3 separate regions of the Mus musculus genome follow, and all the other regions are linked to region 1. A link is a loop called in an ENCODE intact Hi-C map of the cell type or tissue named here. Cell type or tissue: left cerebral cortex. All regions are shown on one strand.

What was found. A loop is a pair of places that touch in the nucleus more often than their neighbours do. Peaks named below come from ENCODE experiments on the same cell type or tissue, not always from the same donor. Only the 100,000 strongest peaks of a DNase experiment are listed, where the experiment ranks them.
Region 2: a loop joins it to region 1, with 1.9 times the contacts of the local background. A loop is called at or near these places in 6 of 42 quality-filtered maps.
Region 3: it touches region 1 in a loop (2.2-fold over the local background); 5 of 42 quality-filtered maps call a loop at or near these places.

What each region holds. Positions count from the first base shown.
Region 1 is chr8:124,519,696-124,522,195 of GRCm38, forward strand. It overlaps Cog2 (component of oligomeric golgi complex 2), which reads left to right and starts at 1,072. Exons shown (of 18, transcript NM_029746.3): 1 at 1,072-1,256. The coding sequence starts at 1,185. In left cerebral cortex, a CTCF peak has its summit at 982; a DNase peak (open chromatin) is centred at 1,042; H3K4me3 peaks cover 1,516 bases; H3K27ac peaks cover 1,070 bases.
Region 2 is chr8:124,411,374-124,413,873 of GRCm38, forward strand. The region is part of intron 1 of Pgbd5 (piggyBac transposable element derived 5); the gene reads right to left. Among named protein-coding and RNA genes, the nearest start is that of Pgbd5, 21 kb to the right of the region's middle. In left cerebral cortex, no CTCF peak of the experiment used is centred here; DNase peaks (open chromatin) are centred at 1,367, 1,747, 2,047 and 2,271; H3K27ac peaks cover 1,569 bases.
Region 3 is chr8:124,572,736-124,575,235 of GRCm38, forward strand. No RefSeq gene overlaps it. Among named protein-coding and RNA genes, the nearest start is that of Capn9, 2.1 kb to the right of the region's middle. In left cerebral cortex, a CTCF peak has its summit at 962 (motif pointing left); a DNase peak (open chromatin) is centred at 923; H3K27ac peaks cover 523 bases.

The sequences.
Region 1 (2,500 bases):
CTGGGTCCTCCCTCACAGAGCACTAATTGAGAAAATGCCTTACAGCTGGATCTCATGGAGGCATTTCCTCAGCTGAGACTCTCTTCTCTCTGATGACTCTAGCTTGTGTCAATTTGACACGCAAAGCCAGCCAGTACACCACTGAATCTTTGCAGCAATTCCAGGGTTAGCACACTAGGCTGAACACAGTCAGGTTCTTTGATAAAGGATGGAGGAAAATATCAGAAGGGAACAGCAAGTTCTAGCCCCAAGCTTCTAGGAATCAGGCAGGTTTCCCAGGAGTCTTTGTTTCTCTCTTGGCGAGCACCTCGGGTCCCTCCCTTGGTACCTCCAATTTGCCACTCTGAAATTATAGCGAGAGGCTGAATGCCACATCTCTCAGACTAATAATAACAGCAGAGAACTGTTCGCTTTGTTAGGTTCGAGGATAATACTTTGAGTTGGCAAGAAGGGCTTTGTTTGATCTTTTACAGGAGGAATCGCTAAATAAGGTGTTGGTGAAGTGTTCTAACAATATCTTCCCATGACAGCTATGATGGTGGTGGTAGCCTGGGTAAAGAGGACCTGGAGACAGGCTGGGGGTTACTAGAGCATGGTCAGCGTATGGCGAGTTCACGTTGCCTAAACTTGTGAGGGTGAAAGATTTGGTAATAAGAATAAAATATTAACAAGAAAGCAAGACTTCTTTGCTACACACAAACCAACATGTTAGGGACATCGGCTGCAGTCCAGCCTATCCAGCACATGCTCAGGCGATAGGGTCTCTGAATTTTACCCCAACATTCAGTTAGAGGGATGGTGTCCTGTTTGGTCTAAACTGAAATACAAAGGGATCACTTTCCTCTGACCATCTTTAAGGGCAGTGACGTTTTCTCTCCTCACCAGGAGAAAAGAACAAGGCTGTCCTGGTTCTTGACTTTTCTCCCAGGCCAGCTGCCTCGGTGCATGCGTGAGGCTGCAGTACCACGCTCGACTCCCGGAGGCAGTAGCGCCAGGCTGGGAGCTTCCGGCTCGAGGGCGCCGCTCTTATCACCAACAGTGCGCAGCCGCCCGCGACGCTCGTCTATTGGCTGTCGCTCGCTGCTGCCATACTGGCGGAAGCGGAAGTGGAGCTGGGACGCTGGGGGTGGGCTGGGCTGCCGCGTCCCCTGCGGTCTTGGCCTTGAGGGGCGGCGGCCGGCGTGATGGAGAAACGCAGGATGAACCTGCCTACGGGGCCGGACACGCTGTGCTTCGATAAGGACGAGTTCATGAAGGTGAGGGCACCCGGCAGATCGCCGCTGAGTTGGCCGGACGCTGAGGCCCGGTGGTTCCCAGAGGCTCCGGCGGGTGTCAGGGACGTGGGATGGAAGGTGGCAGGGGTGTCCAGGCTGAAAACGCTCTGACATTAAGAAGTGGGAACCTGACAGCCTCGCCACGCTGCAACCCAGCGGCCCTGCTTACAAATCTAAACCGAAAACACTTGGCTGATAACATTTCACCGAGCAGGCACAGCCTCCGAACGGCGCAGGCTTTGAGCCTGTTAGTTGTACCTCTCCGCTGTTGTCACTTAAAACAACCCCAAACATATTTACACCCGCTTTCTTTCTCGAGACAGGGAGGGTTTTGAGTTGTAGCCCGGACGGGTCTCGATCCTCCTGTCTTAAGGGCAGAAATGGCAACTGTGAGCTAAAAGTTTGTGCCATTTAATAGTTGCGATTTGAGGGACCATTTCAAAGCTGGTTCCGAGGTTAGGAATTTCTTTCTGTCTCTTTGGCACATAAAATACTAAGCAAACGAGTCCAAGTCTTACTGTATAGAGTGTGTGTGTATGTGTGTGTGTGTTGTGTTTGCATGTGTGCACCCTGCTCCCCTTTCACAATCGAATTTTTCCCTCTGACTTAATTGGCCTATCTCTGTTCTGGTATTTGCATTTAGTTGACATGGCCAAAGAAAGCGCTGAGGTTTTGGTGTTTGGATTTTAATTTATATGTGACTTCTGTACTGTGCCCACGTAGGTTTCCATGTGTGAAAGGCTTTTTTGTGTGTATGTGTCTGCCTTCCTGAGTTTATGTGCACAGTGTGTGCAGAAGCCCTCAGAGGCCAGAAGACTGTGGGGTTCCCTAGAACTGGAGTTACAGGTGCTTGTGAGCTGCCCTGTGGGTGCTGGGAGCCAAACCCTGGTCCTCTGTTAAAGTAGTAAGCACTCTTAACTGCTGAGCCATCTCCAATAAATGAGGTTCAAATGGGATGCTTGAAATAATGATTCAGAAAGCCCCTGTTACATCCTGTGACTTATGGATACCTTGGAAAGAGGGTTAAAAAAAAAGAGCCAAAGGTACATGACAGGGACAAGAGTCTGGAGGAAGAAAGCTTGCCCGGGGATCGTGGCCTGTTTTTACTTTAGGTGAGAAAACTTACTGTGTTCACTGTTCACCATTTAACTCAGGCCTCCTGCAGGCCTTGTGCCAGCAGCTGTTCTGGGCCATTGCCTCAGGGTTGGGCATTGCCTGTGTCTCCC
Region 2 (2,500 bases), 110 kb before region 1:
TACTGATCCACTGTCACCTGCAGGCATATACTGATCCACTGTCACCTGCAGGTATATACTGATCCACTGTTACCTGCATGTATATACTGATCCACTGTCACCTGGAGGCATATAGTGTTCCACTGTCACCTGGAGGCATATACTGATCCACTGTTACCTGCATGCATATACTGATCCACCGTCACCTATATGTATATACTGATTCACTGTCACTGACCTCAGCTTCCTCACAGACCCTGACATCACCCAGTAAAAGCTCTAGCTCTTAACTGTTCTCAGCTCATCTAGAGCACATCTCTTCTGACCACAGCAAATGAAATCAGCACAGGCACATTTGAAACACTGCTCCCAGCTGTCCCTCAGCAGGCCTCAGAGAAAATGAGGGCAGGGTCTGGAAAGTTGGTTCAGTGGTTAAGAGCACTTGTTGCTCTTACGCAGAATCTGGGTTAAATTCTCAACACCCACGTGGTGGCTCACGACTCCGGTACAGGGGAACCGACACCTTCTTCTGACCTCTGTGCATACCAAGCACATAATAAACACATATGTGATGCACATACATACATTCAGGCAAGAGTCACATACATATGTGCATTTGAGAAACAGAGAAAGGAAAAGAGGAGAGGAGACAGGAAGGGGGAAGGAGGGGAGGCGAAATAGGAGAGAGAAAAGGAGGGAGGGAGAGAAAGGGAAAGAGGGAAAAAGAGAGAAACATGAGCACAGACCCAGGTCCATGGCTGGACCTCTAACCTGGACGACAGGTGTAATGTCAAGGTCACCTGAGTGTTGTCCCTAGACTCCTCCTACCCCTCCCTTCCTGGCTTGTACCCATAGCTCAGAATCAGGGACTTGGGCTGAGGATGGTGGGTGGTGCACACATATAATCCTAGCACTTGGGAGGTGGAGACAGCAGGATCACAAGTTCAAGGTTATCCTTGGCTATTCACCAAGTTTGAGGACAGCCTGGATTACACGGGATTGTGTCTAAATAAGTGAATTAATCCATCCCATGACTGGAGAGTGCTTACTTGCCTGCAGCACCCTGAAGGGCCCACTCTCTGGGCTCCTGCCGGCTGGCATATCTTGTTCCGTTCTGGGTAGGCGCAGTGCCTAGGCTGAGGTTATCAGGAAGGCATAGGACATAACCAACGCCCGTGTGCCTGAGTGTCGTGCAGGTGGATGGGGTGGCCGACAGTCAGCTCCTGGAAGCTGCAGCAGCTCAAAGTGCAGGTGCAGGGTGGGCCCTGACTCACTCTGGTGTAGCCACCGAGGCACTGGGGAAGGAGTCAGAGATTACTCATGGAACAACAATCTAGCAATTTTCCCATTTCCCCCTCATTTTGTCCCAGAGAAAACATGAATTTGCTTCATCCTCACCCACAAGGATCTGATGGAATCTGAGGAGGCAGGGACTGTCCCAGGATGCATTGCACACAGTAGGAAACCTTAAACAATCCTGGTGTCAGTGAGAAGTATAATGCTGGATACTTTTTTGACACCTGCTTTAGATTTGATAAGACAGTTTCCAGGACCCCAGGGGCACGCAGAGCAGTACCTGGCCACCCATGAGTTCCACAGCCGTGGTATTTAGTGTACACTTAAGAGAATGCACTGTGTTCAGGGATGAGCCCCACCCACACCATTTCCCAATAGCGATACACGGAAGACGTTTCCCACACAGACGCTCCCCACCACGTCCCTTCCCTCCGTGCTCTGCACTGACAGCAAGCTCAGAGGACCCAGCTGCCCGCCTTCCATACAAGGAGCCAGACGTGAATCCCACCGAGCGTGCAGTCATTCACACATAGATGAGGTCGGACAGGGACAGGAGATGAGATGAACTTCCCACGGGGGAAGGCTGGCTCCAAGCTTTCTGGGTCGCAAAGCTTCCCTACCAGATACGCACAGGGAAACCTAACTTCTTTAGATTTCTGTTTCCCCACTGTCAGGCCTCTGTGAGCTGTAAGATACTGATCCCCAGCTGGTCCTGGTTCCACCCACACCTAGGAACTGGCATCACGTCATGAGGGGACCTGTGTGTGGCTGAGAAGCCTCCATGAGGCCTGCAGCCTGTCTCTGAGCTCACTCCCCTGACTACACCCCACTGGGTAGGAGCAAAAGCTGAGAGGCAGAGCCTGGATGTCAGTTTATAAGACAGGCCACCATCAATCGCTCAATCACAAAAGCTTTGTATGCCACTGAGTTATAGGCAGCTCCTTCCCCCACCAAAGCCCGATTACAAAGCTTTCATGTGTCTCTGCTCTCAGGAGTTGGGAGGGTATCTTGGAACCGTGGCTCTGACCCACCCTTGCATCTGCTCATATGGCTTCATCCCACGCTCCATGGAAACACGTCCTTGCCAGGAAACGGTTGATATTTCCTTCCTCCCAAACCTTGGCCCCAAGGCCCCATCTCGCTCTGGCTCACATATCCAGGTGAAGGCCACATGGTCCCTTGGTGCTGTGGCTTTTATCAGCTCCTGTCCCTCCCGGCCCTGGGC
Region 3 (2,500 bases), 53 kb after region 1:
ATACATGTACCTACACACATGCCACCCCAACACACATATACCTCCACAATGCATGCATACACACACACACTTGCACACACACGCATCTCTAGGCACACATGCACCCCCCCACATGCACCTGCACACACACACACACATGCACCCCCCACATACATGTACCTACACACATGCCACCCCAACACATATATACCTCCACAATGCATGCATACACACACACACTTGCACATACACACACACATGCGCCCCACCCACACATGCACACACACACACCAAGTAAATTCTTAGGTTTTTGTTTTGTTTTGTTTTGTTTTGTTTTGTTTTAAAGAGCAAAGGTGACCTGAGGGACCCTCCCTCCCACTGTGCCCTTTGACACCTCTGCTTTCATCCAAAGTCACCCAAGCCAGAGCCTGGGGACCAGAGCGTCCTCTCACCCTCTGCCACCTCCAGGCAGCGACATTAACCCCTAGTGAATGCTGTCAGGTCAAGATAGGTACTAGATAAAATTTCTATTGAAGATGGGAGAGGAGCCCACTTCTCTTTTCATGAGGGGCTGACTGCGTGCAGTCTGTCATGATGGGACCTTTCTCCTGTAGGCATCCAAAAATCTCTTCAAGGACTAAGCAGGCTTAAACAGTTGTAGGAACCAGAAATGTTTGTTAGGGTCCTGGGCCATCTCTGGAGACACAGAGAGAGGGAGTTGGGGGCCACACTTCTGTGAGAGTCATCTCCCCCAAGGCACCAAGCCCTCCAGCAGGAGGGCCAGAAGCTTGCCCTGGCTCTGGATGAAGCCACCGAGCTACGGGCTCCTTCCTGTCTGAGATCTTAGCAGCCAAGCTCCTGCCTCTGGTTCCTTGGTGAGCAGAGACTTACTGCTGCTGTGGAAGTTTCCAGCTCGGGAGCAGGGCTTGATCTCAGGTCTAGTTCCAACAGTGCCCCCTGGTGGTCAGATGCTCTCATGACTCCTGAGTTCAGCCCTTTCTACCTCTACCGGAAATGAGTTTTTTCTTCTGTTCAAACTTCTGTCCAAGCCCTCCCAGAGAGCTGTTTTTCTGAGGCTGCCTTCCCAGTTAGTGCGCAACCCCATGCAGGCAACCCTCCTCCTCCCTGTAGTCACAACGCCTGTCTCCTGAGCCCTGGTCCAACACATTGAGCTCACGTCTGTCCCCCGAATGCAGAGGCTCAGTGCCTCACACAGTGGGATGTTTTCGGTCCCCACTATGTGGCGTGATCGCATATGGCTGGGCTCCTACAGAGAGTTCTGTGACCACCTCCTTGCCCCACTCCAATCTGGTCCTGGCACAGCCCCGTTTCAATGTGGTGTATTCTCATGGAAGGTCATCCCACTGACAACCCTTGGCTATGACGAGGCAGGTTTTCATACTCAGCAATACATTTTCGTCTTCCGGCACCCTGAAGGCTGTCTCATTGGCTGTAGCTCAGTAAGGCTCACCAAAATGTCATCCTCGGTGTGTGGAAACAGAAGGCTCCCGAGGGACTCTTTGTTCTGGAAAACCTGACCATGAAGTTCAAATGGGGGAGGAGTTACACAATATCTTTTTCTTCTTTCTCTCTTTTCTTTTTTACTTCATGCCTTCCTCCCTGGCCGCACTTTCTACAGAGTCTCTATCCCAGGGTATGCAGCTAAGGATGACTTTAAACTTCTGCTTCTGCTGCCTCCACCATCTGAGTGCTGACATCACAGACCTGCACCACCATGCCTGTTTCTGTGGTGTTGAGAATCAACCATAAAGTGTCCTGAGTGCTAGACAAATGCTCTGCCAATGGAACTATAGTCTCAGCTCTATTTGTTGCAAATTGGTTTGATGGGGCCCCTTGAGGACACTGTGAAGTTAGAGGTCACCTCCATCTCAACCAGCTACCCAGCTGGCATTTCCCAGTGGCTACCTTAGACCTGGAAACCCTGCCGCAGACTCTCTGACAGATGCTCAGGTACCATTGTCCTGGCTCCAGGAAGACAGGCTGCACCAGACAATGCCTAAGTCTATTTCTTTGCTCAAGCCACTGAGAGCCTGCAGGGTCCTGACCGGGAGTTTGATGTGGAGAAGGATGTTGTGAGGGCTGGAGGGGGACTTAAAGCTGTCCTTTGAGCTCACCTGACTCAGAGCCAAACCACCAGGACCTCATGGTTTTGTAGAGAAGGTGTGTATGTATGTGTCCAGTGCCATACCATATACCCTGTTGTTGTTGCATTATCTGCATGGGTGTTTTGTCTTCATATATATATATATATATATATATATGCTACACATATGTAATGCTTACAGAAGCTAGAAGAGAGCATTGGATTCCCTGGAACTGAAGTTACAGATGTTTGTGAGCTGCCAGCTGGGTGCTGAGAATTGAAATAGGGTCCCCTGGAAGAACACTCAGTCCTCTTAACTGCTGAGCCATCTCTCCAGTTCTCATACAGTGTTCTTTTTGTTTTTTGCTTGGGGGGGGGGTATTTATTTATTTATTTATTTTGGAGATAAGGTTTATC